Linked DNA regions of Homo sapiens: all the other regions are linked to region 1. The links are chromatin loops, found by intact Hi-C in ENCODE. Cell type or tissue: PC-9. All regions are shown on one strand. Each heading gives the region's core, and the rest is flanking DNA. Links, peaks and the distances in the headings are about the cores only. Region 1 overlaps KCNMA1 (potassium calcium-activated channel subfamily M alpha 1). Region 2 overlaps KCNMA1 (potassium calcium-activated channel subfamily M alpha 1). Region 3 overlaps KCNMA1 (potassium calcium-activated channel subfamily M alpha 1).

The links. Hi-C counts contacts between places; a loop is a spot of excess contacts. Peaks named below come from ENCODE experiments on the same cell type or tissue, not always from the same donor. Only the 100,000 strongest peaks of a DNase experiment are listed, where the experiment ranks them.
Region 2: it touches region 1 in a loop (5-fold over the local background); 4 of 110 quality-filtered maps call a loop at or near these places.
Region 3: a loop joins it to region 1, with 4 times the contacts of the local background. A loop is called at or near these places in 4 of 110 quality-filtered maps.

Annotation. Positions count from the first base shown.
Region 1 is chr10:77,509,489-77,519,855 of GRCh38, reverse strand. All of the region lies in intron 1 of KCNMA1 (potassium calcium-activated channel subfamily M alpha 1), which reads left to right. It overlaps LOC124902464 (a long non-coding RNA gene), which reads left to right. Exons shown (of 2, transcript XR_007062205.1): 2 at 1-2,859. Among named protein-coding and RNA genes, the nearest start is that of KCNMA1, 120 kb to the left of the region's middle. In PC-9, for the core only: no CTCF peak of the experiment used is centred there; DNase peaks (open chromatin) are centred at 5,575 and 5,715; H3K4me3 peaks cover 1,389 bases; H3K27ac peaks cover 3,251 bases.
Region 2 is chr10:77,601,821-77,612,187 of GRCh38, reverse strand. All of the region lies in intron 1 of KCNMA1 (potassium calcium-activated channel subfamily M alpha 1), which reads left to right. Among named protein-coding and RNA genes, the nearest start is that of KCNMA1, 31 kb to the left of the region's middle. In PC-9, for the core only: CTCF peaks have their summits at 5,263 and 6,501; DNase peaks (open chromatin) are centred at 5,197 and 7,037.
Region 3 is chr10:77,411,400-77,421,766 of GRCh38, reverse strand. All of the region lies in intron 1 of KCNMA1 (potassium calcium-activated channel subfamily M alpha 1), which reads left to right. Among named protein-coding and RNA genes, the nearest start is that of KCNMA1-AS3, 66 kb to the right of the region's middle. In PC-9, for the core only: no CTCF peak of the experiment used is centred there; DNase peaks (open chromatin) are centred at 4,886 and 5,156; H3K4me3 peaks cover 931 bases; H3K27ac peaks cover 2,502 bases.

The sequences.
Region 1 (10,367 bases), core at 3,473-8,472:
CTCTCACACTGCATACCCTCAAACAAGGCCCTTTTCTGACTGTCACTTGCACCAAACAGAATGCAGAAGTTTTCTAACTTGAACCTTTGAAAATTTTTTCTGTTCTGTGTTTCACGAAGGGATGTGTTAATTGTTGAGGTAATTGCAGAGTTCCCTGGCTTTATAATCACTCATGTTATTTATTGTTCTTGTTATTATTAGTAAAAGCCATAGTAATTCAGCCTTTGGGTTGGAATGGCAGCAGGAGCCAGCTGAGTGACCTTGGCCGTGATATTAATACTCTTTACAGTCTTCCCTCGATTATCCAGGCTAATGGAAAGAGAACCAGTGCCCGCAAATAATCATAAAACAAAAAAAAAATCAATTATCTTCTCAGTGGAGTGTTGACTGACACGTGGGTCCTACGCCTTTTATGAGGCTGGCCTTCAAACACAGCTGCATCTTTGGTGATATTTCAGAAAGCGTGAGGTGGGAAATAATCCCTGTTTTGCAAGTCAAGGATGGAGAAGGAGCCTTTCATCTCTGGATAGAGATGGTGTGTGGATATCACCAGCTGCCAATGGAGGGGTCAGTGCTGTTATTCTCTTTCCTAAAGCAACTCGGGGGTGATGGAGAAGGTTGCCTTAATCCCCTCTGAGCATTTCACTGGCTGATGTGGACTCATGGAAAATGTCAGCGTGCTGGCCCAGGCCAGGCGGGCTGAAGCCAGTGTGTCTTACAGCTCTGTGGAGCAGACGTGGTGTGTGGCTTGAATGGAAAGGTCATAAAGGCCTGGGACAAGTGAGTGGACGGAGCCAATGGCACTGTCTGGTAACACTATATGGAAGATGAAATTGTAGTGTGGAGCTGAGAGGTGCAGGGCTGGGGAAAGAGACCTCAGCATTTTCCATGATTAACTTTCTAATAGTAACCATGCGTGGACAGTGGGTGCTGGGCAGCAGGGAGACAGTCTTCTCCAAGCGTGCATTCATACAGTGCAGGCGGCTTCCCACTATCTTTGGGTTTTCTCCATTTTGTCTGAGGCAGGGATCAGAACATAGACCTATTGTCTTTGATGGCAAAGTGAGGAGGCAGCCAACTTCATGTCCTCCTAATTGACTCATTTCCTCCCCGCTGGAGTCCCCAAAGCATAGGTGACCAAGAGCTCCCTCTCAGCTCTAAGTCATGAAGAAACGGATGCTTAGAGAGGTTACCCAGAAGCTGGGGACAGAGCTGGCACCACACCCAGGCCTCCTCCCTTCCAGTCCTGTGCTTGGGCAGGCAGCCTGTGGGCTTCTTCCTTCGGCCCTGTCCCCTTCCCTCAGTACTAACACGTGCTCCTAGATTTCTGAGCAGCCCCTAGAGAGAAGTGACGGATTCATACTAGAGTGTTCATGACTTCATGTATCACTTGCCTGAGAGTATTTTTAAATGGATGCTGGGGGAGGGCATTGCTTAACCCAAAGGAACAAGAAGTGGACTATGAAATTTCAGTCCCAGGGCCTGCCATGTGTTGGCCTGTTCTGGGTGCTGAAGATATAGTGGTCAGCAAGACACACATCCTCTCTCCTTTGAGACCTCATATTTCACTGGGGGAGGCAGAAACATAGTAAATAAATAATAAACTAACTTCAGATAATGAGAACTGGTTTTAGAATATGAAACAGGCTAAGGGGATAGTGATGTGAGTGCAATGGGGAACCTGTTTTATGTAGTTGGCCAGGGAGGGTCTTTCTAAGGAAGTGGCCAATGAGTGGAACAAGATCAACTTGCCTGGAAAAGGAAACTATGGGGGATCTTTGAGGGAACAGTACTTCAGGTGTGTGGAACAGCAGCTGTGAAGCCTCTGGGGAGGGAACGAGGCTGGCTGCTGGAGAGTTTCCTTGGCTACCCTGATTAACGGCCCCTCTTCCTGCCTCCCTTCCCTATTTTATTATTTTCTCTGGGGCATTTGTCACCATCTTATATTTGTCTTAACACACCTTATATTTCTCTTATCAGTTTGGCTTATCGCCTGTTTCCTCAACTACAATGTCTGTTGCATGGAGGCAGTACTTTACCTGTGTTTTTCAGTTCTACACCCTAGGAATGTGCCTGGGAAATAGTGGTGCTTGATACCTCCTTGTTGAATGGGGAAATGAACAAATGCATGGACTCAGCAAGCAAGGCAGACGGTGGGAGGAGATGTGACCAGGAAGATGGGCAGGAGTCGGAGGGGGAGAGGCTGAGAACACGGGCCCTTCAGTGTCTGTGTCCTTGTCTCACTGCTGCTGGGAGGGGCTGGCAGAAACTGGCCTTCTTGCCCCATGAGCCCCAACTCAGCAGAACCACCCAGCAGGTCTTAGCATCCCCAGCCTGGCTGCTCCCAGTGGATGCAATGCTCATTAACCATGGAGCTGGTAATAACACGCCCATGTCCTGCACTGCACTGGTGCCTCAAATCTATGTGTTCAGCCTTGGTGTAAAATCACTAGGAGCCAGGGACAGAGGGATTCCAGGGACCCCACGCCCAGGGGGCCTGAGAGGCTCATCCTTCGTGTCAGCTTGTGTTTTCCAGGGGTGGTTTTGCCTGCCCGGTTACTGCTGTGGAATTGCCTCTGGCCCATTTATGGTGGAGGCCTGGGTTCCGGTGACACTGCTTTCTTTCTGTACACCTTGAATGAGGTCAGGCAGCTCTTCATAGAGGGAGGAACTCTTCCTGGAGTGCCAAGGGTAGGGTCTGCCTAGTCCCAGTCTCTCCAGCCTGAGTTTGCATCAGGGAGAAAAAGCACCAGCACCTTTTTCACCAATGCGCCCTTCCCCACATTCACACACGCATGTTCACATGCATGCACATGTATGCAGGCCGGCTTCCCCTCACCTTTTGTTTTTTTTTTTTTTGTAAAAAACACACATCCCTATGTCCACAAACACCCTCACCCTCACTTCCTCCCTCATCCACAGACACCTGTTCCCCAGTGATGCACATTTGCTCACACACCTGCAGCTGCTCACACATGCCTGCATGAGAGGCCCTCTCCACCCTTCAGTCTCCCGTACACCGGCAGGTGCCCACCCCACACCAGCCGCTCACACAGGCACCCCCGTTTTAGCCTCTTACACTTGCACAGGGGGCCCTTCACCTGCTTTGCAGCACCGGAGCCGGAGCCCAGACACATGATGAGGCATGAGAAGTGGAAAGTTCTGCAGGTGCTCTGCCCACCGTGCAAAGGAGGAGGCAGAGGTCCAGCTGCCTCTCAGCATATAGAGGCTCAGAGGCCTTTGCAGCATGCAGAGCTTTTGGAACGTATCTTACTTTCTCATTCTTAAATTCATTCGGGTAACCACTGTTTACTGTGCACCTACCATGGGTCAGGCGCTGTCCTCTGCACCGGGCATACTGCAGAAAACGAAGCAGATGCAGGCCCTGCCCTCATTGGGTTAGGTCTAGTAGTGGAGACAGACCACAGACAGGACAAATAGGGAAACAGGAGAAGCCAGGTGGCCATAAGTGCACAAGCACAAATGAAACAGGGAATGGGAAAAAATAGTGCTATGGAGGGTGCATGGAGAGAAAGCTCTTTGTTAAGGGGAGTTTGGAGCAGATTTCAGGAAAGGGCCATGTTGCAGGCAGAAGGAAGAGCAAGTGTGGCCAAGACCCAGGAAGGATGGGAGGAGGGTGGCTGTGGCGGGGCGGAGTAGGGGGGTGGGCTGTGGGTACTCTACATGATGGGGATTTCTTAAACATCTGTCAGACCCAAGAGACTGTGATCCTCTGAAGCCCCTGGATATGTCAAATTCATCTCAGTGGCCTTATGCACCCTTCGCATGCACCTGGTATAGGCCAGTGCTCAGAAAACATTTGCTCCTGGAGAAGTTGCTGGTTCAGTTCTGTGTGGAGCTGCTCTGTGTTCCAAGATCTGCGCTGGCTGCAGGGATAACAGGGATGGAAGAGAACCAGCCCTTCTCTTGAGGAGCTCCCTGCTAGTGAGGGTCAATCAAGTGCCTGGAAGTTGTGTGTGGGCATGCAGAGTGCATGATATGCCAGGTGCCGGGAAGCCTCCCAGCCCAGGGGCTGGAGGGAGGGGCACTGCTTAGTGGGCAGCTCTTTGGAGGAGCTGATGCTTGAACAGAGTCTTCAGGAAGGAGAGGAGTTAGCCCTGGGTGGGGAGGCAGAGAAGGAAAGAGACACTGAAAGCCGAGGGGTGAACCACAAATATTTGGGAAATGGCACCAGCAAGGTGTACAGCAGGGGTTTCCAAAGAGTTCCTGATTCCCTCCTCAAAGTGATGGGAGCCACACTTCCTGGCTTATCAGTTGGTCCTTGCCCTCTGGCTGGTGCTGTGTGTCTGAGAGGCAGCCTAGGAAGACCTCTCTGGGGAGAAGCAGAGAAAGATAGCGACCTCTGAACGTGCTCCCCAGAATTCAGTCACCCCATCCTACCTATGAGAGGGGACAAACTGGCAGTCTACAGGTGTGTTTGGTTTAGCCCATGTGGCTTCATTGTTTTTTAATTTTTTTTTTCATCAATTGCCTATATTTACAAAGGAGATTTTGGATAAAAATCTGGATTGCTAGCTGTTTTTGAAAAAATAAAAGATTGAAAATGTACCTTTGTGTGCCTGTGTCCCCTCATGGTGATGATTGGTTTGGGCAGAGCCATTGCACGCTCTCCTTTCCCCCCCATCCCCCGGTGCTGAATGCAGCACCCCTCACTCACCGTAACAGGCTGGCTCCTGTAGACACATGACCTTGGATCCTTTTTTGGATTAAGGAAGCAAACATGTAGGATTGTGCTTCTGCAAATTCTCAGAGATGGCTTTTGAGCCCTTAAGCTCTTCTGGGGCATTCTCATTTCTCAACTAGAGCTAGCGGGTGAGAGCCCTCTCTCTGTTTTCATCTGCTGCAGGACAGCTGGACTTCACTGTATCTCATAAAGAAAAGGAGGTGGGGTGGGCAGGGCCCTAGGCTGTATTACTGGAAAAAAAACAAAAAAAAACAAAACAGGCAGTAGCTCCTGGTTTCTGTAAAAATGGTGTCTAGACGTGAGTGAAGAGGCAGAAGGTCAGAGGGGATTTGGAAATCTCAAAGGCTGAGCACAGAGCGCCCACAGGTGCAAGGAGAAAGTACAGGGCCAGGGCCAGAGATTTCCTTTCTCTTGTTCCTCAGCTTATTCTTACCCTATTCCACCCACCCTGCCACTGCCAGGTGCTCAGCGAGTCTTTATTGAAAGAGAGATTATTAATATGGTGAAATGTCTGAGATGGTTCTCTCTCCGCATACCCAGTAATACAGGGTCCCTTTGGCTTGTGGGAGTCACATGTGGCCATTTTCAGTAGTTGGGAAGCCTGGGGGCCAGCTGGGAGTTGTCACTGCGTTGGGAATCTGCCTCCTGGGCCTTTTTATTAAGGCGTGGAGTTGTGTGCTGTTCTCTTACCTCTGGTCCCTGCTTGGAGGAAGAGGCTGAACTTGTACCACCTGGGCAAGCCAGTTTGCTGTGACCACACATGGATTAGGTGCCAGATGACCACCTGGGGAATGTGCCAGTCAGGCAGCCAGGATGCAAAGTGATTCGCTTCCCCCTTGCCAGTATTTTCTAGGGCGTGGTGTTTGCCCGCATCTTCTGGTGAGGCCTGGCTATCTCTGAGGGGCAGACCAGCACACCTGTGGGTGCAGCAGCTCACAGGAGTCTGTTGGGCGGCACTGCCAGGCCCTCGGGACCCTGAGTAAGGTCTGACGCATCAGGGCAGGCAGAGGGGAGGCCACATTTCGCCTGCCACTGATGTTAGCGGGGAGGCCCCAGACCCAGGTGCCAGGCGGGCAAATTGATTTTTCAGCCTGCGAAACTTCTAAAGATAGGCACGGGTGGTGCTCTGTGCTGGCACTGGGAGTGACAGGCCATCTGTGAGTCACAGTCCCGCCCGCTGGAGGAGTGCAGGTCCTGGGCAGGCAGCACTGCGGTGAGAGGGGCCCAGATGCAGGAGGGGAGGGCTAATGCAATGAGCTTGAGTCAGCCCTGCTTGCCAGGCCAGGATCCTCCTCCCAGGCCGGCACCAAGGAGAGTGTTCTACTGCCTGGCTCCAGGAAAACTGCTGCTGCCTGTAATTTATGCAGTTTCTATGGCTGAGTGGAGCAGACATGGCCTGAATGGATCATTGGAGTGGTTTGTGCTTCCCTCGCCCTGTGGCCTCACATATTTAACAAAATTGGTTGCTTGGTTTATTTCTTGAATCATCACTTGAAATCTCTCAGCTTCATTCTGAATTCCTCATCCCTCTTCTCCCCTTGTTTCCTATTTTCTTTGAATTATTTGGCTGGCTCTTTTTGATATTTGTGACATTATCTTACATTTATGCAGCACTTTACAGTTTGCAAAGCTCTTTCACATACATTATCCAGGCAACACATATTTACTAAGCTCCAAGGCCTTGGAATAAGTGCTAGGCTCCCGGGAGGCAGCAGTGCATTCGATAGCTACGGTGGCTGCTCTCAGGGAGACAGTGATAAGCTACTGCTAACTTGTAGGAAGACAATAGCGTGAGATGATGCTGAGGGTTTCTTTGTGATGGATGGGAAAAGCCTCTCCGAGGAGAAGACATTTGAACTCAGAGGAAGCCAGCCAGGAGGAAATTTGGGGGAAGAGCGTTCCACGTAGTAGCACCAGCTAGTGCAAAGGCCTGGTGGCAAGGATTAGCTTGCTTGTTTCTGAAACAGCAAAAACGCCACTCTGAGTGGAGTTTAGGGCATGAGGTGGTGATGGTGGGGGTGGGGGAAATGCTGGGTAGGGGGAGGCTGGCAGGGGCCGTTTTTCAGGGCTTTGTTGGCCATGGTGAGGAGCTTGGATTTCCTTCTCAGTATTAGGTGACATATTGGAGGAATTTAGGCAGCCACGCGTGTGATCTGGTTAACACTGGTGAAGTTCACTCTTGTAACAGTAAGGCCAGGGAGTAAGGGCAGGAGTGGAAGCAGAAGGGCCCCTCAGGCCACTGCACTTGTCCTGGTGGGAGTTAATAGTGGAACGGTGGCTTGGACTTAAGGCTCAAGTCGGATATACCGTCTCAGTCCTTACTATCTGGAAGTCCAAGATCATGGTGTTGACAGGGTTGGTTTCATCACAGGCCTCTCTGCCTAGCTTGTAGGTGGCTGTCTTCTCCCCATGTCTTCACACTGTCTTCTCAGTGTAAGTCTGTGCCCTAATCTCCTTTTCTTATAAGGGCTCCAGTTATATTGGATGAGGGCCCACCCTAATGACCTCATTTTAACTTAATTACTTCTTTAAAGACCCTGTCTCCAAATACAGTAGATGCCCTTATCTTTAGGGGTTACATTCCAAGACCCCAGTGGATGCCTGGAACTGCAGATGGATAGTACCGATACCTGTATATACTGTGTTTTCTCCTACACAGGCATATCTGCAATAAAGTTTAATTTATAAATTAGGTACAGTGACAGATGAGCAACAGTAATGAATAATAAAATTGTGCAATTATAACAATATACTGTAATAAAAGTCATGTGACTGTGCTCTGTCTCATTACAGAGCACAAAAATTCCTCATTGTACTGTACTGTGGGTAACTGAAAAAATGAAAAGTGAAACTATGGATAAGGGGGGACTGTGGAGTCCTAATTAGGGAAAAGGAGTCAGGCTGGTGGGACCAGGGGAAAGCAAGAGATAAAGCAGATAAGCTATAAATCTGCCTTTCTTCACGTCCAGAGAATTTAAACAAAAGAGAAACCAGATAAGTTACAGGTCTGCCTTTCTTTGTGGCCCAGGGCATATGGCCCAGGATATATGACCCAAGACATTTGGCCTTCATGCCCGGATAACATACATAACTCCCGGGCTTCCTGCTCACCATCAAACACCTCAATTTATCAAACATCCAGGCTGACAGAGGAATGCAAGTTAAGCTCCCTGCTGCCTTGGCATTATCAATCAGCCCAAGTTCCATTCTCTAAAATCTGCAGCAAGCTTTTGTCTTCTGGAAGTTAGCTTCTCTCAGGCTAACTTGCCCATTGTCTCTCAGGCAACATATTTCCCCACTTTCTCTAATAAATCTGCCTTTCTTGACCTATGATTTTCTTGGTAAATTCTTTTACCCCTGTGCCATCAGCCTGCATTCGCCCATGACAGGGACGACTGTATAGTCACATCCTGAGGTCAGCTGACAGTACGCAGATGAGCTATTTACCAGATAAGATGATTAAATAACAGTCATTAAAAAGAATAACCAATCTTTATTGAGCACTTACTAGATGCCAGGCATTCCCCAAGCATCCTGCTTGCTTTATTTCTGCATCACAGAAATTCTATGAACTAGGCATTGCCATGATTTTCTCTCCCTTAGAGATAAAGAGGCTGTGGCTTGGGAAGTTTTAATAACTTGCTGTGTTCACACAGCCAGGCACTGGGAGATCTGGGACTTGCAAACGTGCTCTTTTCTGACTCCAGAGTCCATTTTCTTAACTACTATGAAATGCTTCCTTTAAGAACTTGTCCCAGAAGAGAATGGATGTTTCAAGTTCTGAATTATACTTGATTTCTTTGGCATTGCAGAAAGTAGACAGATTTCCTGTATGGTCCTGTATTAAACTTGTATGTGAGGGGTTTTTGACTGTCTGCATCAGTGGTTCTCAAAATGGGGTCCCTGGGTCAACAGCATCAGCATCACCTGGGAATTTGTTAGAAATGCACATTCTTGGGTCCCAGCCCAGAGCTGCTGAATCAGAAACTGAGGCTGGGGCCCAGGACGCTGGTTTAACAAGCCTTCCTGGTGATTCTCATGCTCTATGAATTTTGAGACTGCTGATCTGCAGCAGCCCCAACATACTCACAGGTGTTTGCATGTGGAAATTCAAGGCTCGATGTCCTTGAGGAACCAGACTTCCAGGTTTCAGGTCGGATGAGGAGTGGAGCAGCACTGCTCACTCCATGTGTTGTTAATCGGCGTTATCTCCATGTGTTGGAGATATGTTATTTCCATGTGTTTCCACATGGAAAGTCATCTCCATGTGTTGTTAATTGGCGTTATGCCAAAAAGGTGTTCAGTGGTCAATATGTTTCAGAAACATAGGTTTCTCCTTTTTTATTTTTCTAAAGAAGCAGGGCCTTTCTTGTTGCTCAGGCTGGAGTGCAGTGGCGCTGTCATAGCTCGCTGCAGCCTTGAATTCCTGGGCTCAAGTGATCCTCCTGCCTCAGGCTCCCAAGTAGCTGGGACTACAGGCGTGTGCCCCCATGCCCAGCTAATTTTTTCTTTTTTTTTTTTGTAGAGACAGGGTCTTGCCAGAGAAACATAGGTTTCTTGGTTACAGACCTTTCATATGTTAATTATTATTCTTTTGCTGTTTTTGAAGATAACAATCTTTGTGCTTCCCAGGCTTATTTGATCCTGAGATCCTTTGTTTGAGGAGAAGAGAACAGGACTATGTTTGAGAAACCTGCACTCCATAGAGGCTTCCAGGAGAGGACATAAATAATTGAATTGGGATCCTCACAGTGACGGGTTTCTTTCAATCAGTCAATTAAGTGGTATTTACTAGTAGGTATGCTGTATTTCTTCCTGTGGCAGAAGCTATGCACAATTCCAGAAATGAATAGGGATCCTTATTTGTCAAACACTGACTCTATGGCAAGTGGAGTGCAAGACCCTACAAACTTATGAACCTGATACCATCACCCAATTAGCAGATGAGCAATCTGAGGTCCAGGAAGGTGACATTGCTTATCTTATCACTGAGCAACTGTGGAGCTGCGATTGTACCCCAGGACTGTGTGAATCCCCAAATCTCTTTTCTTTCCTTTCTATACTCCTGTCATCGCTTGGAGCTTGAAGTGGGGGGTAGGAGTGGGGAGAAAGGAGCAACACTCATGGAAGGAGAACCAGGCCTCCAAGCAGCAGCAGTGGGATTGTGCTAATTGGGTTATGATATCAGCCCCATAAGGTTGTAGGGTCTTGCACTCCACTTGCCATAGAGTTGGTGTTTGACAACTAATGATCCCCAGAATTTAGCTGTGCCTTGCTGAGGGTGGGAGGAGGACTGTTAGCCCAGCAGCATTGAGGAGTAAAGTGGATAACATCCAGTGAGCCATTCCCTAGCACAGTTTTAAAACATAACGTTAATTTTTGTTTTTCTTATTATAAACATACCACATGCTTCCCGAAGGAGATTCTGAAAATACATAAAAGCATAAAAATGCATATCCATTAGGATGGCTATTATCAAAAAAGTTGGAAAACAACAAGTGTTGACAGGATGTGGAGAAATTGGAACCCTTGTCCATTGCTGGCGGGAATGTAAAATGATGCATTCACTGTGGAAAACAGTATGGCAGTTCCTCAAAATATGACACATAGAATTACCATGATCCAGCAGTTCCACTTTGGGGTATATAACCAAAAGATATGA
Region 2 (10,367 bases), core at 2,852-7,851, 93 kb before region 1:
TTATCTTTGGGATTTGCAGGAGCAAGGTCTGGTGCTGGGCTCTGATGTCCTGTGGCCTCCATATGTTCTTGGGAGGATGTTTTTGGATCTGGTTAGGTCCATGTGTTGGGAGCATTGGGAGCCAGGAGAAACCAGAATGCCACCAGGATTCCCATCTCTTTCTTCTCTGGACTCCTTTAGCTTGCACTGTTGCATTTCTTAAATCATGTCACTAGTCAAATATATACTTTACTGTTTTGTGGACCTTGATCTTGCCTTGCTGATTAGATTATGAACTCCTCTTTGGACTTATGATCAGAGTGCCTTGTCCTTCCCTGATGTGCTGTCCCCTGCGTACCTAGTCTTGTCTGAGCACACAGTACCTCGCCCCATGAATGCTTGCTGTGTGCACTGATTTTGCACACAGCAAGGGTTTTTGGTAAAGTTGTCTGTGGCTTGCCATTACAGGGACATAGGATTGGATCTAGATAAACCAGTAGAACAGTTTCTGTATCTAGACATCTGGGTGAACACTGGCCTTGGGGAACAGCAGAGAAGCTTGGAAAAAAAAATGATAATAAGTCACACTTAATGGAGAACTCGCTATGTGCCGGGCTGGGTATGAGGGACTTTACGTAGCTGAATCAGTGATAAGCTTTTGATTGCATGTAGCAGAAATGCTCACTTCAATGGGCTTAACATTAAAGGGACTCCATTGACTCATATAGTTGGAAAGGTGGATGACTTCAGATGAGCCTTGATCCGGTGGCTCAACGATGTCTCCATGGACCCAGTTTCTTTCTGTCACTCTAATCTGCTCTCCTTACAGTTGGCCTTGTCCTGAGGCTGGTTTGCCTCTGGGTTCACACATGGCTGCTGCAGCTCTGGAGGGCACATGCTGATCTGCTCAACCTTGTCAGGAAATAAATCACCTTTGCACCAGCATTCCTAGCACAGGTTCTGAGAGTTGCTGTAACTGAACTGGCTGAAGCCAGGGATTATTGTCAGTATCCTCAGAACCTTATGGATCTCAAATGGAAAACAAGGTCTGCAAGGAATGGGGAAGGTGGAAGTTTGGAAAGGAGTTAGCCAAAGTCCCCTACACATGGGTGGTTGCATTTAATCCTCATAGCATCCCTGTGAAATTGGCATGATTATCACCCCCATTTACAGACAAGGAAGCAGAGGCACAGAGAGGCCAAGTAATTTGGCTCAGTTCACATAGCTCATGGCTTAAGCCAGGAATTGAGCCTGGACAGTTGGACTCCAGAGCTTTGCTCTGCTAACCACTCCATGGCATTTTTCAATAAGTGCTTTTTTGTTTTTTTAATTGAGATAAAATTCCTTCTTTTAAAGTGTACATACAGTTCGGTAGTTTTTTAGCTTATTCGCAAAGTTGTGTAACCATCATTATTATCTACATTTTCATCACTCCAAAAGGAAGTCCTGTACCATTAAGCAGTCACTCCCTATTCCCTCTGCTCCCAGTCCCTGGCTGGTCTACTCTGTGTGGGCTCTCTGGATGTGCCTGATCTGGACACTTCATATAAGTGGAATCACACAATATGTGGCCTTTTGTGTCTGGCTTCTCTCACTTAGCCAATGGGAGTTTCTGACTAGGATCTACTGTGTCTGACCTCAAGGAATCTCCATTCCTATCTTTCCCAGCAGAAAAGAGACAGCACCGCTGGCCGACTCTGGAAGAAAGAGATTCTGTGCTAGAGAGAGAGAGAGCCTCCACCCTTGTACTCCGCTTACCTTTTGGGGCAGCCCGAGGCTGCGGCTCAGTGAGGGCAGCTATGGATATGCACAGTGAGGGTCATTCTGGATTCTCCGGCACCCTCTATGTGCCAAGGACTGTCTGAAGCCCTGGGAAACTGCAACAGAAAGGGCTGGGTTGGGTTTCAGTGTGTGTGGTGGGGGGTGCAGATAATCAACACTTCAGTAAATCAATGAATGAGATAATTTACAGTGGCACCATGAGACCACTGAACAGGGGATGGGATTGTGTGTGTTAGAGGGGCTGCTTTGGTGGGTAGCCAGAGAAGCCTCTTTTGAGGAGGAGATGGTCATATGGCAGAGGCAGGACTGAGGAGAAAGTGAGGGCCACACAGGATTTGGGCCAGAAAGCCGCAGGCAGAGGAGCAGCTGGTGCAGGGTGGGAACAGGGTGACCTGGCCTTTGGGCGAATTGGGGATGGTGGGTGACTGGCCGCCTTGTTTCTGTTTTCATCGCCTTGTTACTGCTTTTTCTAAATGGTTCCTCCCACACAGACATCTTTTACTTGCAGCTTCTGCTATGGAAGGTTTTGTCCACTGCTGACAGGCTGTGGGGAGTTCCATCCTTGAGTATGTTTGGGGCTTTATTTTCAGTCTGTGTTTTTGAAACTTGAGCCCTGACTTCCTCTTGTTCCTGACGCAGGCCTGAGAGTGCCAATTGGCTGTATTTTTTTTTTTAAAATGAACACTTATTATTAAAATTTTCTCTGGATAAATAAAAATTGTACTTGTTTATTGTATACAACATGTTGTTTTGAAATATGTATACATTGTGGAATGGCTGAATTGAGCTAATTATCGTATGCATTATCTCATATACCTATTTTTTGTGGTGAGAACACTGAAAATCTCTTTTCTTAGCAGTTTTCAAGAATACAATACATTGTTATTAATTGTTATCACCATGATGTACAGTAATAGATGTCTTGAATTTATTCCTCCTGTTTAACTGAAAGTTTGTACTCTTTGACCAGCATTCCTCTCCCATCCCAGCCCCTGGTAACCACTGTTCTGCTTTCTGCTCCTATGAGCTCAACTTTTTAAGAGTCCACATATAAATTAGATCACGTAGTATTTGTCTTCCTATCCCTGGCTTATTTCACTTAACATACTGTCCTCTAGGTTCATCCATGTTGTTGGAAATGGCAGGATATCCTTCTTTTTTAAAGGCTGAATAGTGTTCCACTGTGTACATGTACCACAATTTCTTTATCCATCATCCGTTGGTGGGCACTTAGATAGGTTCGATTTCTTGGCTATTGTGAATAATGCTGCTGTGAACATTGGAATGCAGACATCTCTTTGACGTACTGATTTCATTTCCTTTGGATATATAACCAGTAGTGAGATTGCTGGATCATATGGTAGTTCTATTTTTGATTTTTCTGAGGAACCTCCATACTGTTTTCCATAATGACTTTATCAATTTACAGTCCCACCAACAGTGTAACAGGGTTCTCTTTTCTTTATACCCACACCAGCACTTGCTCTCTCTCTCTCTCTTTTTTTGCTTATAGCCATTTTAACAGGTGTGAGGTTATAACTCATCGTGGCTTTGATTGTGTAGCCCTGATGATTAGTGATGTTGAGCACCTTTTTATATACCTGTGGGCCATTTGTATGCCTTCCTTGGAAAAATGTCTATGCAACGGTTCTTTTTGATAGAGATGTTAAATAAAGCAGTTCTGGGCAGAGGGAGATCAATGCAAGTGTCTATAACAGGCTGAGAGTTGATTCACTGGTGAACAGGACAACCAAGGTCCCTGCCCTCAGAGGTCTGAGCAATTCCATCATCAGTGACTAGATTGAACAGATAATCCCCTCTTACACACGTATATGCACACTTCAGCCTGGAGTGTGATGAGAGACTATGGACTATAATGCGTGTGTGTGTGGGGGTGCATCCTCTCCTTGGCCGGGGCTCAGGGAAGGCTTCCCTGCAGAAATGAGACCTACAGGCCCGGCATGGTGACTCATGACTGTAACCCCAGCACTTTCAGAGGTCAAGGCGGGTGGATCGCTTGAGCCCAGGAGTTTGAGACCAGCCTGGGCAACATGGCAAAACTCCATCTCTACGAAAAATACAAAAAATTAGCCAGGCGTGGTGGCACATCCCCGTAGTCCCAGCTACTCTTGAGGCTGAGATGGGATGATTGCTTGAGCCTGGGAGGTGGAGGTTGCAGTGAACCAAGATTGTATCATTGCACTCCTACCTGGGCAACAGAGTGAGACCCTGTCTCCAAAAAAAAGAAATGAGATCTACAGGATGAAGAGGCATTAGCCAGGGGTGGGTGCAGGGGGACGTGCAGAGGAATGGTGTCTTTGAAGACTCTGAGGCTGGAACAAAGCTTCATGGAAGGAATGAGAGCTGGAAGGACGGGGAGGACTTAGGCAGAAAGCAGCATAGTCCAGGCCACAGGGACCCTAGGAAAGAGGATGGAGGAAAGAGGATGACAATATGTTACGGGAAGGCAGGGATGGGTCTCTTTTGTGAATTACTTAACCCCTAATGGCTAGCAGTGTTGAGCAGGAGAAGGGACCTCTCGAGTGGCTGAGTGTGGGTGTCAGTTTTCCCTTGCTGCTGTAACGACCACAAACATAGTGCCTTAAGATAACACAAATATACTCCTACAGTTCTGAAGGCGAGAAGTCGGAAATCAGTTTCCCTGGGCTTTTAAAGTCAAAGCGTCTGCAGGGCTGGTTCCTTCTGGAGGCTCTGAGGGGCAAGTCGTTTTTCTTGCCTTTTGCAGCTTCCAGTAGCCACCTGCATCCCCAGTCTTGTGGCTTTCTGCTCCGTATCCAAAGCACATTGCTCCATCTCAGTTTCCATCATCACATCTCTTACTTTCTCTTCTGTGTCAAATCTCCCTCTACCTCCCTCTTTGAAGGACCTTTGTGATTGCATTTAGGGCCCACCTGGATGATCCAGGCTAATCTCTTCATCTCAAGGTCCTTAATTAAATTATGTCTGTAGAGTCCCTTGTGCCAGTTAAGGTCGCAGTCACAGATTCCAGGGATGAGGACGTGGACATCTTCTAGGGCCATGATTCAGCCCACCTCAGCATATAGATGAATGCCATTTTTATGGGAATCAGTGAGGCATGCTAAGCAGGAAGCAATGCCTTTTGCAAGCAGAGGTAGGAAGATCGGTCTAGTCCGTCAGCTGGCACTGGCCAGGCTCCACTGTCCATTATCCTCCTCACCTGCCCTAATCTTTCCTTTATTGCTCCTAAGTGATACCACGTAGCTTCTTCAGTCTCAAATCATCCTACTCAGACCCTTTTCTGACATTCAGAGCCTTCCTTATCCCACAGTTCTTTCTGTCCTTTTCCCTTCCTATCTGATAAATCCTTGTGAGTAGTTGACAAAAGAGTGCCTGAAGATGTCAGGGCAGAGGCTCACTTCTGGTCTGTCTAGTTGGGTGAGTCTGAACTTGAGGCCCCAGGGCTTATTGGAGGCAAACTGAGTCATGGAGAGGGAGAGTACAGTAAGGCCACTACCAAGGGCTGGCTGCAGAGGGTGCAAGGGTTGCACGGGTTTTGGGGTTGTTGGCTTCCCCAGAGGGGTTCTTTGTATGGTGTCAAGGTGCCTGTGGGCATTAGGTGACTAAAAGGACTGAACACGATAAACTCTTGGTGGCTCTTCCTGCTGCAGGAAGGGAATACTCCAAGTTCCCAGAGGAGACCACCCAGTGATGGAGTGAAGCTGCATCCTTGGCTCCCCTCAGCTCAGGACCCTCAGAAAGGACTTAGGAAGACGGGCACTGCCAGATACAGACGTCTTTCTGGACTCTAGGAAGGGGTGCCTTTTTTCTTTTCTTTAAGAGATAGTCTCACTCTGTTGCCCAGGCTAGAGTGCAGTGGCATGGTCATAACTTACTGCAGCCTTGAACTCCTGAGCTCAAGTGATCCTCCCACATCAGCCTCCCAAGTAGCTAGGACTACAGGTGCGCACTACTGTGCCCAGCTAATTTTTTAATTATTTTGTAGAGATGGGGTCTTGAACTCCCAGCCTCAAGCGATCGTCCCCTCTTGGCCTCCCAAAGCACTGGGATTACAGGTGTGAGCCACTGTGCCTGGCCAAAGATGCCTTTTTGAGGGCCATGAGGGGTTGCTGCTCTGGGTCTGGGCATTTCTCTGGAGGAGCTGCTTGTACAGCAATGATTGTCCCATCCCTCCTTTTAGTCCCACAGGTCAGAGTGGGACTTAGGACAGTGGGACAGTGGGACCCAAAACTTAAAGCCAGCCTGGTATTTCAGCAGTATTATCTGTTACCTAGAGAGAGGCTGATGCAGGGGTGTCTGGGAGGCTGGAGGGCTGCACCAAGGGTGGATGGCAGAGCCTGAGCCATGGGTCTAGGCCGCAGCACTGCCATGCGGCTGGGAAGATGGTAGTGTGTGGGTATAGTCATGGGTGTTGCGGCTTATCTGCACCTGCTTGCGTTCAGGCAGAAGCAGGGTAGCGTGGCATGGTGAGGACCATGGATTCAGTTCCAGCTCGGCTGCTGATAGCTGCATGACCTTGGGGAAGTTGCACATCCTCCATAAGTCCTAGTTTTCTATAACATGGGCATCCCTGATGTAGAGCATTTGTGCAGTTGTGTGTAAAGGATGTGGCAGTTAGGAAGCACCTACCAAGTGTGAGCCATTTCTGTTGTCATTGCCATGTATCAGCCAGCCTGAGGGCCTGCAGGGCCTGGCCTGGGATGTGGGAAAGCTTTCCAGAAAGGGAGCAGGAGATGGCGCCCTGTCACCTCCCTCAACTGGGCCAGAGTGTGGGGAGGCTGCTCGGGGCTTGCTCCTTCTGAAACACCCCTGACGACTGTCCCAGCAGAGGAGGGAGGCTGCCTTGGAAGCCTGGCTGCACTGTGTAGGGAGGGTACCCAGCAGAGGGCTGGGAGGTCTCCAGGCCCCTTTGAGCACTGACAGCCCATCATCTGACCTCTCCAGGAACCCACGAGAAAGCATGAGATGAACAGACAGACTTGGCTTGAAGCTCACTTCCTAGTTGTGTTACTCCTCAGGGCCTCAGTTTTGCCGCCTAAAAGATGGGAATCACGTCCCACTTGCCGGGTGCTTTGAAGCTCAGGAAAGATGAAGCATCTCTTTTAGAGGCCCTCAGGGCTGCAGGCACCATGCCAGCTCTTTCCTGTGTTACCTCCTTAACCCTCTTCAAGGAGGGCATCCGGGACAGTCCCTGGCAACTAGCAAGCACCCAACACAGGGCCCTTCTTACCAGGTGGCCTCTGAGGACCTTTCAGCCATGTGCCCCTGGGCTGCGGCTGGGCGCGGTCCTTGGGAGGGATGTCCCTCTGTGGTTCCTGGAAAGCCCGGCAGCTGGCTGCTTTGTTCTGGCCACTGGGTGTCTGCTGTTAGGACTGCGGGTTTTATGGCTGTTTCCTTGTGCTCAACCTTTTATAGGTGACCCTGTGTTTTTTGGAGCCACACCTGATGGGGGCCAAGGCCTTTGAAATGTTCCAGAGTCTTTATGGGCTGCAGCGGCATATGGTGGGTGGCCCAAGCTGCCTGACAAGGAAGGGGTGGGGGAGGGTGGAGGCAGGGAGGCCAGGACCTGCATTTCCAGGTGAGCCTGAGACCTCAGACGGATGTGTTGTTTTTCTAGTTGCCTACTTAGGTCTACTAATCTTTAGGAAGGAATGATAGCCTGGTTTATGGGATATGACATAAGTTTTTCTAAAAGGGACCTGAGATGAAGAATTAGGCAACTCTTTTTTTTGGGGGGCGGGGGATGGGGTTTTGCTCTGTTGTGCAGGCTGGAGTGCAGTGGTGCAATCATAGCTCACTGTAGCCTCCACCTCCTGAGTTCAAGCGACATAGGTGCACACCACCATGCCCAGCTAATTTTTTTTAATTAAGTAAATTTTTTGGGGGTAGAAATGAGGTCTCATTCTGTTGCCCAGGCTGGTCTTGAACTGCTGGCCTCAAGTGATCCTCCTGCCTCAGCCTCCCAAAGTACTGGGATTATAGAAGTGAGCCACTGTGCCTGGCCAACAACTTTTAAAAACTAAAATAAATATCATGCCTGCTGATTGTTTTTTCTTGAGACTTCTTTTTTTCTTCTCTTTCAGTTTCTGTTACTATGTCCCTCACTGTCCTTGACAAAAGAGGCTTTTTATGCCCACTGTGGGTTTTGCAGGTGATAGTTTAGTGTAGAATGGTAGTGAAAGCCATGGGCTTAGGGTCAGACAAAGCTTGGTTTGAATCCTGTCCCTACCACTGAACTGACTTGATTGTCACCTAGACTAGAGGAGCAACTCCTAGCATTCACTTCCTCGGGGCCAGGACAAGTTGGCATCCTGCTGCACACAGGGCAACCTGGAGAATCAAGAGAAGGCTGCCAGCCTCAGATGCCAGTGGCTCCCTAGGAAAGATAGTGTTAGTTGGTCCCCAGTAATATCTGGCCTTTATCACACACCTTTATGTGTCAGGCACCGTTGTGAGCAATTCACATTAGTCCTGGAGGCAGGAAATGTCATTAACCTCATGTTGCAGGTAGGGGAACTGAGGTTAAGTAACTTGTCTAAGGCCACACATGTAGCAAGTGGCAGAGGCAGGATTTGAATCAGGCAGCCCAATGCCAGTGTCTGCACTTAGAATCACTGAGAGCCATATTGCCTTTCTGAGGGCTGTTCTTGATCTGAGAGACTAGAGTCCTCTGTCAAGAGCTAGTACTGGGCAGCCCTGGGGGCTGGGTTGTGGGGTGTGGGCTGTGGAAGGAGTAAGGGAGGTGCTTTCTGCTGTGTAATGGGGCAGGTGGTTGGGTGTGAACTCGCCTGACTTACGGCCCCAGCTGTTTCCTCTTCTAACTCCTCCTCCCAGATGCCTGCCAGGATGCCAGAGGTTAGAGGGAGGTGTGTCCAATCATGGACTGGATCTGAGGTCCCTCTCCTTCCCTGCTTATGACACAAATGCTCAGACCCTGTTCTCCTGAAGGGACACAGAACCTGTCTCCCTGTTTGGATTGCAAGCTCCAGACTGCATCCTTGAAGTGGGACAACAGAGGGAAATCTATCTCAGCCTCATGATCCATGGACGCATCTCATTCAGTCCTGGGCTCCTTGCTGGCCCCTGGTGCTGCAGAAATCCATGGCTGAGGGGGTGGAGATGGGTGGGGGGGACCGAAGGAAGCTGTGCAAGCCTGACTCTGCAGGAAGTCCTGCGAACGCTGGCATTAAAAACACCATTGCCTGTTGCTTTATTTTTAGTGGTACAAGGAGCCCTGAGGGCACCAGGGGGGATGTGGGAATCCTATTTTTTGCTCTGTCTTGCTAATGGAACCTCTAGCAGTTTTTATGCCTGATTTGTTTCCCTCTGAAGTCTGTCATGCCTGCAGCCCCAGACTGTACTCTTCCTTGCACACAGCTCAGAGGAACATAGACGATGGTGTCAGCTGTTGGACTTGCAGCCCCACTTCCTGCCAGCCCCGGCTTCCCTGAGAAGGAAGAGGGCCGCCTCTCTTGTTTCATACCCTTCCCCATTCTTGGCTTGGTTACATTGTGCTTGTCAAATAAGCACTCAGCTCCCCTCTGAGATGAATGCATATTCCCGGAGGTGTCCCCTGGACATGCTCTGAGAATGTTCCCATGCTTGCTTTGGTTACTCAGAACCCCGAAATCCACGGGAGGGATGAGGGTGGTTGGCTGGCAGGAGGGGCTGCTGGAGGGCTGAACAAATGCCCGTGTGGGGTGCTGGTCTCCTATGGTAGGATTGCAAGGGCTGCTAGGTAGGACTGATATGTGCCCAGTGCCCAGGTGACAAATGACAGACAGCTTGTGGGGCAGGGAAGCACCTCCTAGTGTGCTACCTCCATATTCTTCTACACCATCAAATTTTAAAAACCGAGCTTTATTGAGGTATCACTCACATGCTATAAAATTTACTCATTTGCAGTGGTTTTTAGTATATACAGAGAGTTGTGCAATCATTGCTATTATTTAATTCCAGAACATTTTCATCAACCTAAAAGAAACAAACCCCATACCCATGAGCAGTCACTCCCCACACCCCTCCTTCCCCAGCCTCAGACGCTACTGAACTGCTGTCTGTCTGTACGGATTTGCCCCTTGTGGCCATTCCATCTAAATGTGCTCATACAATAGGTGGCCTTTCTGAGCCCGTGTCATGCTACAATAGTGAACCCCTATCCTATTCTATGACAGACATGAGAGTGCTCAGAACCTGAAGAGTTGGCATTATCACAAGCGCATCCCCGTCTCCCCCAAACCAGGCTTCAGTGCCAGGGCAGACATGGGAGACCTGGGAAGCCTGCCCCCAGATTTTGCTGTCAGGCATTGGTGAGTTTTGTGTCCCTCACAAGTGGGAATACATTCAAAAGACCCCTCCCACCAACTGGGATGGTGAAAAGTATAAAGGACAGTCTCATTCTCAGTGCCATTTAGAATAGGGCAGTTTTGATGAGGAGCAAGGTGAGTTTCTTAGGTGGTGTGGCTCTTCTCGAAATCAAGGGAGCTGGAGCTGGACTCCTGCTATATCCCTTGCTCAGAACTCTGTACTGCCTGGATCTGATCATTAGCAGAGTCTGCGCCACCTGCTTTGGCTCTTGGTCCAAAAAATTTGCTGTATCCTTGGCT
Region 3 (10,367 bases), core at 2,123-7,122, 97 kb after region 1:
GGAGCTGGCACACCACAGGCTGTGGGCCAAGTCTGGCCTGCCATCTGTTTTTGTATGGCCCATTAGCTAAGAATGGTTTTCACATTTTTAAATAGTTGAACAAAAATTTTAAATGAAGAATATTTCATGAAACATGAAATGGTATGAAATTCTGATTTCAATGTCTCTAAATAAAATTCCGCTGGAATACAACCACACTCCTTTGTTTATATATTGTCTAAGGCCACTTTTGCCCCCCAGCAACAGAGCTGAATAGTTGCAACAGAGACCATATGCTAAAGCCTAAAATATTTCCTATCTGGCCCTTTACAGAAACAATTTGCCCACCTCTAGTCTAGTGAAGCAAAGAGGCCCTGAACAAGTACTTGCAAATGCCTTGAGTGTTATGAAGGAGCAGTGCAAAGACCACATGATTGGAAGGTTTTATTGACTGATAGCAATGGTGGTGGTGGAGTGGAGGTGGAGGGTGAGTTAGGAAAGGCTTCCTGGGGAGAGATCTTAAATATGAGTAGGACATCTGGAATATGACTGTGTGAAGAAGGTTGTTACAGGAAAAGGAAACCTAGGACATGCAGATCCCTGAATTAGAAAAGAGGAGTGCTCATTGAAGGAATGCAAGAATGTCCAGTATTGCTGTGGATTAAGGGAGGTGAGGCCAAGAGTATTTCAGTATGTGGCCAGATGCCTGGCAAAGGCCAGATGTGCCAGAGCATCTTCGACGGCCATGCTGAGGGCCTTAACTTTTGCCTAAGAGCAAGGGGGAGTCCCTGAGAAGAGTTTAAGCACAGGCATGATGTGACTGATAGAAACCTTGTGGTATCTCTCTGGCTTCAGTGTGGAGAATGAGGGGCAGAACTAAGTGGGAATTGTACCATTGCATGATACAATGTAAATGATTATGAAGCTTAGGAGTCAACCAGGGGAGAGAAGCTGAGATGGAGAGAAGTGGGTAGATTTGAAAGGTGAAGGTTCTCTGTGATGCTTGGCCTCCCTCCTGCCAGGCCCTTTGTGTTCTCTGACAACCTAAAGAACCTTCCTTCCTGGTTACTGGGTCTGTGCTCTTGGACCCTGATATATTAATAAATATTGATTGTTTGTTGCACACCTGCTACAAATCCACCAGGCCCAGTGCTAGATGCTATGAAATATAAGAATTAATAAGCCCTGGCTCCTGACCTCAGGTTCTTAGCCGGGAGACTGATGGATGTAGCCACTGGACTAGAATGTAATGAGGACTGATAAGCAGAGAAACAAGTGATATCTGAGGGGACTGATACCTGAAAGGAAGTATTGAGCAAACAGCCCTGGAGACGTTAGCTCTACTGAAGAGGTCTGGAGAGGCTTCATGGCAGAGGCAGCGTTTAGGCTTTCTCTTAAACAATGTGTAGGATTTGGGAAGGAGAACAGTGGTCATTAATCCAACATGAGCACAATGACAGGTCTATTAACAGCCTCCGGTGGGTGCAGGGGAGGCTAGGGGAGCCATGTGGCTGGCATGAGCCATCAGTGGAGGCTTACAGAGAGCAAAGAGGTGCTCCTGTTTTGGAAACTCAATCTAGACTCCTGATTGCTTCATGTGCCTGACAGTTCAGTGAAGGCTGTGCTGGGACCATGAGTTACCCTCAGCAGTGGATCAGCAGGGCAGCAGAAGACCCACTCTTTCACTGATGGCCAGGGCCCTGCGTACCCCAATTCACTTCAGGCCCTTCCAAGGCAGGTACAAATCATGAATCACATTCCCCTCTCTATGACTTTGTTTATAGGCAGAGCTCTAAAGCTGGGATAACAGCAAACTGCATCAACAAGTTCTCTGGGGCCTCTAGCCCATTGATCCTATGACTTGTTGTGATTGCCCCTGACCTCTTCACTTTCTTCTTCAGTTTGGTGCTTTGGCCACTGGGACCAATGACTTCCACTGAAGTTTTCTGGTTCTCAGTCCTGCTTTCCAGGGCTGTGACACAGGGTGATTTGCAGACTGATTTCTGTCCTGTGCCAGAAGATACTTAATAAATGCTGGCAATGACGATGGGTCCCTGAAGAGCAGTTTGCCCAATTTATTTTTTAAAGACTTTAAAAAAATAGTATAGACAGAAAAGTCTATAAAATGAAAAATTACAAAATAGCAAATTATTATAGAAAATTTGTGTCACTACCACTGAGTTCAAAAAATAAAATACTGTCGGTATCCCCAGAAGCTTCCCTGACCATCCCTTCTCCTTGGCTGGCGTCTCACCTTTGACGTCTCAAGTTCAAGAAATCTGAGTAACAACTCTTTCTGCCTAGCTTCTAGTAAGAAAAACAGCTGCAAAAGGAGAAAAACAAAACAAAACAAAACAAAGAGACTTGGGATTCAGGTAACCACCTGACCTTTCTTCCGGATCTGCTCCTCCAAAAAAGGTCTCCATCCCTGTCAGTGCTAAGGGCTGGATGGTTAGTTGTTATGGAGACGTGGGGCGTCTTTCCAAGACGCCAGCAAAGTTGATGCCTGCAGCGCTCTGGCAGGTCCCTCTGCTCTGCAGGGCTCTTCTCTCCTTGCAGTTGGCAGATCCTTATAATAAGAGACTTCTGAGATGTAAAAGGAACTCTCCCCTCATGTGACCTTCATGCCAGTCCCCCTGGTGCCACCCCACCTCAGTGCAGTAGCTGAGCAGTAACAGAGGGACAGCCAGTTTCCCTCTGTCCAGGGGAGATTGTGGGTCTTCAGGTGAGAGTGTGGCGGCACTAACAACAGCCTAGTCACAATTCATTAGTAAACTTGGCATTCAGGTTACTGACATTTTTGCAAACTGCACTTTCTAACAATTACCCTCTGGTTAAAATCTGTATTTGTAGAAGGAGGCCAGTCTGAAAAGGAATGAGGGGAAGAACGACTTCCCCTGGAGAAGTCTGAATGAGGTGGCCCTCTCTTCTAAAAGAAAGGTGTGTGCCTTTTGAGATTTCAATTATTGAGCCACTTCCATCGGGAGCTCTTCAATTATTTATACTGGGTGTGTTGCAAGTAGATTCACCAATTTAGAAAGTTGGGGGAAAGAGGGGACATGGTAGGAGGGAGGCCCCCGTGGATGCAAGTGTGTGGGCAAGTCCTTTTGGCTTCCTCTTGGCTCTTTTTCTGGATCCAACTTCATCGTAGGGCTGGACCAGCCACTTTGTCAAGGGTATCCTCCTCACTGAGGTCTGGAGATGGGGACAGGGTGTGGATGCCCCTGGGTGTAGGGAACCGACACTTCCAGACACTCGGTGAGCTCTGTCTGGGTGGAAAACCTCATCAGAAGCCAGATTGAATCACACCAGTTTCTAAGACATTCCTCAACCATGTTAGGCAAAAGAGTCCCCCACTGACAAGCTGGGGTAGAAGGAAACCTGATATAATTTTGGAAAAAAACCTTACTTGAGAAAGAAGGTTCTCACAGCTGCCGAGTCTCTCTCGACGTCCAGGGTTGGAGGGGTCCCAGGCCATGGAGAGAAGATTGATGGGTCTAGCGGAGCCAAGTAGAGAGTTGAGGCTTTGCAGGGCCAGGCGCTTGCCATCCTTAACTCCCATTAGGGATCGAGAAGGAAAAGGAGAAGGAGTTCTCTGAATCCAATGGAAAAAGAAGTCCTGTCTCCTTTCCCTGGGCTGTTGAATTGTTTTTATTTCACATTAGCAACTGCTCTGGACTCTCTTGTGTTTGGCTGCTGTGTTGGAGACCTAGATCCAAACTAGGGTGTGTGGGAACCCAGGGACATAGAGGCTGAAGTTTTGGAACCCAGCCAGTTCTTCCAAGGGGTGAGGTCAGAGGCAGAGTCCAGGGAGCAGGGCAGCTCTGGGAGCCTGGTTCCTCAGGCTGGGCTGTGCTCGGAGCGGTAGATCCTGACTGCCGCTGTATGCCTGGTAACCTGGCCATCTTTCTGCCTCCCAAAGTCTGTCTGTCTTGCTAGCCCTTGGTTTCCTGAATGGGGATCATCTTAAGTGTGGGGAAAGGCTGTCTGACGACCTAATTGGGACAGCTCTTTTGACCCGAAGCCAAGCCCCATCCAAGTTCAGCAAATGGAAGAAGCGGGAACATGTTCAGTTGGTGAGGTCTATAGGCACAGACTGGATTAGGTCCTAAATCATGGTGGAAATTTTCCTGGCACGGGACAAATCCTTTTGTAAACAAGAACATTCATCTTTCTTTTGACTGACATGCCTGGTAGGGCATGTGCCTCTCAGAAGCTCCATGTCATCTGATCTCATTTGGGATTTAGTGTTTTTATTTGAAAATGTAGCTGCCCTGAGGAACAGCAGTTAGGAGCCAACCCCCAGTTTAAGCTTCAAGTCATGGAAACTGGCCTGGTTTACCCAGACGTCAGTGATGCCTGGGAAAGCTCTTGCTTTTCCAGTGCCCACTGAGCAGAGATTTAATTTACTCAATCGGTACGTGTCTGTTAAGCACATTGCTGTATGCCAAACACTTTGGGCATAAAAGGTATATAGGCCTTGCCTTCAAGGATTGTCCAGGCTAACTGGGGCAATGCAACATGCATGGACCAAAAGACAGCTAAGTACCTGTCCCATGTGGAATTGGGGGAGCAGATGTGGGCCCTGGAGACAGGACAGGGAGAGCTTTGGGGAGATCTAGCCAGGAAGGAGAACTTCACTGCACCTCTGGGATTTGATCAGGGAGGATGAAGATGGTTGGGGAGCAATGGGGAGAGCATCCCAGGAGTGGGAACAGCCAGCACGGAGGTGTGGCAGTCAGGAGGACCAAGTCATAGCCGAGAAGTCAGGTGGAAGAGCAGGTCAGTGACGAGTGGGGAGGGCAGCCGGCAGCCTCAGCTCCAGGCCTTGAAGATCAGGCCTTGAGGAGTTTGACTTCTATGCTTAGGGCATTGTGGACTTGGCAGGATTTTTGAGATTCCAGAAGATATGAGCGAAGAGTGAAAACAAAGCAGGACAGAACAAAAAACAGAATTTCTTCATTTATTATTTCAGTGCACTGTGAAATGCTCACCGTGTGCTAGGTGCTGTTCAGGCTTTGAGGATGTGGAGTGGGCAAATCAGGCAGACTCTGCCCTGACTGCTAGAGAATAAGCACACGTGTGTGATGAAGGTGGTAGTGGTGGGAAGCAAAGAACAGCAGCGAAGGGGATGACCGTGTTCCCTTCCGTGTGGGGCACTGGGCTGTGACTTACATTGCTCTCGGGTTACTCATCTTTTTACTCCAAATTGCTTGGAGTCCTCTGTTGACTCTGAAGGGAATATTCAACCATAAACAATTCATCCTATCTGCTATCTGTGGTTGAATTCTTTCTTCCCAGTTGCCCCTTGGGTGGTGGCTTGGGGCCACGGTAACACTTGTAGTATTTCCCGGGAGGTTGTTATAGTTCTGTGCATTTCCTGCAGTAGTGGTAGTGAAGGCATTAGATGCCAGGAACTCAGGCGGTTGGTATGGCCCTGAGCTCTGAAAATGCTTGCCTTCCCCTTTCCCCTATTGTGTGGGCCAGCAGCTTGCAGAGCTCCTCCAGCCCTGAGAGACCATGCCTCCATCCCTCAGACCCTACCTTTCCTGGCCCCAAGGCTGCCTCTGGCTAGTGTGACAGACACACCCTGGGCCCCTGAAGTCTGAAAGCCACATTTTTCGAGGGGAACCTGGCCACTATGAGTGTGGAATATTGGGGCCTTAAATTTCCTGCCTGTAGAATGAGGCATTTGGGCTAGGGGAGTGGTTCCTAGACTTTTTGTGGGATAATCAATGAATTTTTATAAAACAGAATATCACAAGGCCACCAGCTTTTTATTTTGACAAGCAAAAACATAAAAAAAGAAACTGTCAAATGCCAGCTCTGCCACCATTGTCATTTCATTAAAAGGACATGTTAATACCCAACAAAGGAGTAACGATATAATGTCAAAGAAAAGGACAGTTCTTCCTGGGAGAGGCCCTTCATCAGTTGTCTTCCACTGACACACACAGTGCGCTGTACTGAGGCTTTTCATTCCGTACCACATCAGGGGCAGCACTGCCCTGTGGCCATGCAGGACCCATGGGAACAGAGCACCTGTGAGCTACCTGCAGGAGCCTTTGCTGAGGAGAGTGAGGCTCCTTGGGGGCTGGATCCTCCTCCTGGTCTACAGGATGGCAATGGGCTCCCTCCGGTAAAAGTTAACTTGGCACGAAGATTTCTGCATTCTTTTATGAACATGAGGGTTTGGGATTTCCTGTGTGTTTGGTTATCCATATCCCAGTCTGCCCTGATGAGAAACAAATGTAATTTTTGCCTTCCTGCTGGGCCCCTGCCACAGTTTTCTTGTCTGGGCAGGTCTTGAGCTGAGCTTCTGGGGCAGGATGGGCTGCCCTGCAGACTGGCAGCTGAGTCTCCGAGTCTCTGATGGACAGCAGGCTGTCTTGGACCCTGCCAGGGTCATCCTGGCTGAGGACTCTACTAATCCAATTCAAAGTCTCTATGGCTCTGATAGTGGACTCTGGACTGTCACTTATATTTTCCAATTTTATTAAGCTAATTGAAAGAGAAGGAGATTGTTATTTTACAAATACGGCACATTGGCCAGGATGTATGTATTAGCCCTGAAAGTTTGGAGGTTGCCTTACTAATTTTAGGCAGCATATGTGGCCATTTGAGAACATATCTAATGTCTAATGAGCATTGTATTCCCAGGTTGGATCCCCGTCCCCTAGCCCATTTCTCCAACTCTCTGTCCGTACATAGTGGATTATAACTGAATTTAGATGTCTGTACTACAGGATTTTGTTACTTAGAAGCCATAGGTTGTGAGATGGTTGTTTCAGTAGTAGTAGTAAACAGAATTTTATATGGAGATTCCATCTCTGTTCTTGCACATTGGACCTATCCCAAGACAGTGTGGAATAGAGAGAAAAAATATGGCCTTCAGAGTTAGAATGGACTAGATTGAAATTTCAGCTCTGCCACTTACAAGATGGGTAATCTTGGAAAATTACCCAATCTCTCTGAGCCTCATGACATTCCTACCTTGCAGCCAGGCGTGGTGGCTCACGCCTGTAATCCCAGCACTTTGGGAGGCTGAGGCGGGCAGATCACTTGAGGTCAGGAGTTCCAGACCAGCCTATCCAACATGTTGAAACCCCATCTTACTAGGAAAAAAAAAATTACTGGAGCATGGTGGTGGGTGCCTGTAATCCCAGCTACCTGGGAGGCTGAGGAGGAGAATCGTTTGAACCTGGGAGGCGGAGGCTGCAGTGAGCTGAGATTGCATCACTGCACTCCATCCTGGGCGACAGAGTGAGACTCTGTCTCAAAAGAAAAAGAAAAAAGAAAAAAAGAAAAAACATTCCTATCTTGCAGGCTTCTTGTGAAGATTAAGTTGGTGTAAAATCACCAAGGACAGAACACAGTAGATGTAAGAGGGGATCAGTGATCTCCTGAGCACCAGTTGACCCCCTTGGTCCTCAGGGAATGGGAGAGCAGCTTTGAACCTGGCTCTGAGAAGAGCTGAAAAGGAATCTGTCCTGCAGCATTTCCCGGGGGAGGGAAATGATGCTTGATTGACTTGCCCAGGGTTACAGAGCTGAGACAGTGCGTGCAAAGTAAGGGACTTAACAATCCAGGCCTCCGGGTCAGACAGTTTAGAGCTGGACAGACCTTGGGGAGTGTTTACATGGCTCCCTGCATTTGAGACAAAGAAACCTGAGGCACAAGATGGTAAGGACTTGTTAAAGGTCACCTGGCCTTTTTCTACCATGAAGACTTCCAAAGAGTAGTTGTTCACACCCAGCGCAGGGGTGCTTCTAAGAGTGAGAATCTGGACAGGGCACCCAGAAAGCAATGGCTAAAAATGCCTCAATGGTGGAGCACTGTAGGTCCAGCCGAGACACCCAGTAAACTCACAGGGCTTTCTGACAGCTCGGGGTAATCGGTTAGGTCCCAGCTTCTTTATAAGTTCCTGTTGCCTGAATCTGTGGACAGTGTGTCCCTTCCCTAAAGGTACAGCCCACAGTTAGCAAACACAGTAACTGCTAGGTGAATTAATCAGTGCAAATGTCTTAAGCCCTGCTGGTGCAGAGTCTCCGGGGTGCAGAGCAGGAGAAGTGATGGCAGCCAGGGAGAGGTTGGACTATGCAACTTCCCAGGGGCAGAAGTGAACTCTGCCACTCCTGACACCAGCTCTAGGAAAGACCTGGGTCCCCTGTTGCCCTATTTCTCTGGTCCTTGAGTCTCAGAGTAACCACCTCCTCCATCCATTCCCTTTGCAGAACTCTTGCCATGAAAACCCCAGCTGGTGGTGCCCATGCTATGCTTGATTTGCTTGAGCTGCTTTGGGTAATCTGCCTAATACCCTAATATGCAGGATTATTGGTACCTGGGAGAATGCCCGTGGCTGGGAAACCCGCCCAGGAGGTGAAAGAGGTTGCTGGGTGGATGTCCTCTTTGGCATGGGAGGGGGGACACGGAAGACCCAGCCCCAGCATTCGGGGCTGGTGAAAACCTGAGGCGAAGGAGAGGAGAGCAGCCCGCGGGGAGGGACCAGCAGCCCCAGGGCTTCCTAAGGTATTGAGGTTCAGACACTTCTGGATCTTAGGCCAAACTGTGCCACAGGATGTCATAGTTATTGTCATGAAACAAAGCATTTTTTAAAAAGCTAACATGGGGCCGGGCGAGGTGGCTCACTCCTGTAAATCCTAGCACTTTGGGAGGCTGAGGCAGGTGGATCACTTGAGGTCAGAAGTTTGAGACCAGCCTGGCCAACATGGTGAAACCCTGTCTGTACTAAAAATACAAAAATTAGCCGGGTATGATGACACACGCCTGTAATCCCAGCTACTAGGGAGGCTGAGGCACAAGAATCACTTGAACCTGGGAGGCAGAAATTGCAGTGAGCTGAGATCACGCCACTGTACTCCAGCCTGGGCAACAGAGTGAGACTCTTTCTCAAAAAACAAAACAAAACAAAACAAAACAAAAAAAAGCTAACATGGGCCTATGGACTTTTACTCAGGGGATTTCTAATGTTTTTCCCCAGAAAATCCCTTCACTCAGATGCAGTCTAGCACAGAACCATAATAGGTGAAATTGCTCAATGCAGAGGCGCTTTTATTTCCGCGGGGTCCGGGGCCCTGCCTCCTCTGCCCTCCCTTGGTAACCAGCCCCCCTGGGGCACCTCACAATGCTGGGCCTCAAGGTACAGAAAACTGTGGATTTAACTCACCACCCCCTCTCGTCTCCCAGATAGGGACTCTTCTCAGAGAGGTTAGGTGACTGGCCCAGGGCACACAGCCTGTGCCTGGCTTCATAGCTTCTGGTCCAGAAGGCTTCCCCCTGCCCCCACCCTTTGGTAGGAGAGAAGGAGCCCTTCTGCATTGTGCCCAGTTGAGGACAGCAGCATGTGGGGCTGCTGGGTCAGTTTCAACAGACGAGAGGAGATGGGGCAATGGAGTGGCCAGGGAGAGGGTGGGGTGGGGCTCCTGGCAGATGGAATGAGTAACTCAGAGCGCAGTCCATCAATGAAGGCTCAGGGGAAATGGCCTTCTGATGTTGACCAGGAAAATTTGAGGACAAAGGGGCTGTGAGGCATGAGGCCCTTCCTTCTCTCACAGCCCTCTGGGGGTCAAGCATCCTGGGACTATCCCATGGTTCCAGGGTGCTGGGCAGAACATCCAGCTTCCAGGGATGAGAGGGGCTTCCCAGCCCCTACTCTGGTCCCAAAAGGGCTAGCGGAGATGGTTTTGTGCTAACCTGATCTCTCCTGTTCCCTGTCAGAACCCTACCTCCCACTCAGGTGCGTCAGGCCCGGCAGAGCTCAGCCTCTTAGTGCTGGAGACCGCTGGGCAGAGCGTGCTAAGGACTCCAAGGATACGCATGGCGAGGGAGGAAGCCAAATCTTCCTTTAGCAGCATCTGCATAGAGAACCGTGGTTCTTAGCAGGAGGGCTTCACAGCCCGTCAGCTTGGCCACGCTCATTTCCAATGTGATACTCTGCTCCACGAAGGGTGAATTTATGGTTCCGGGCAGGTTCTTGGCAGAGAAAGGAACTGTGTTTCTCTGTCCTTGATGGAACTGCCCTCCATAGGCACAGGGCCCTGGAAGAAGGGTCGTGATGGTACAAGCAGTACCCAGAAGTGGCATGAATTGAGTGCTCTTCATGTTAATAAACCTTTCGTGGGCACTTTGCAGCAGCCAATAATCCTTGCACATGCATTCTCCCGTCTGCTGCTCACACTGTTCCCGGGAGGACAGCAGGATGGGTACGTGTCCCTTTTTGGCATCAGACAGCTGGATTTAAATTCACACTGTGTCTTCCTGGGCCAGCTACTTAACCTCTCATCTGTCAATGGAGGACATTAGTACCAACGTCATAGAGTTACTATGATCATGCTAAAAAACAGTAGTCGATAGTATAATTATTGTTA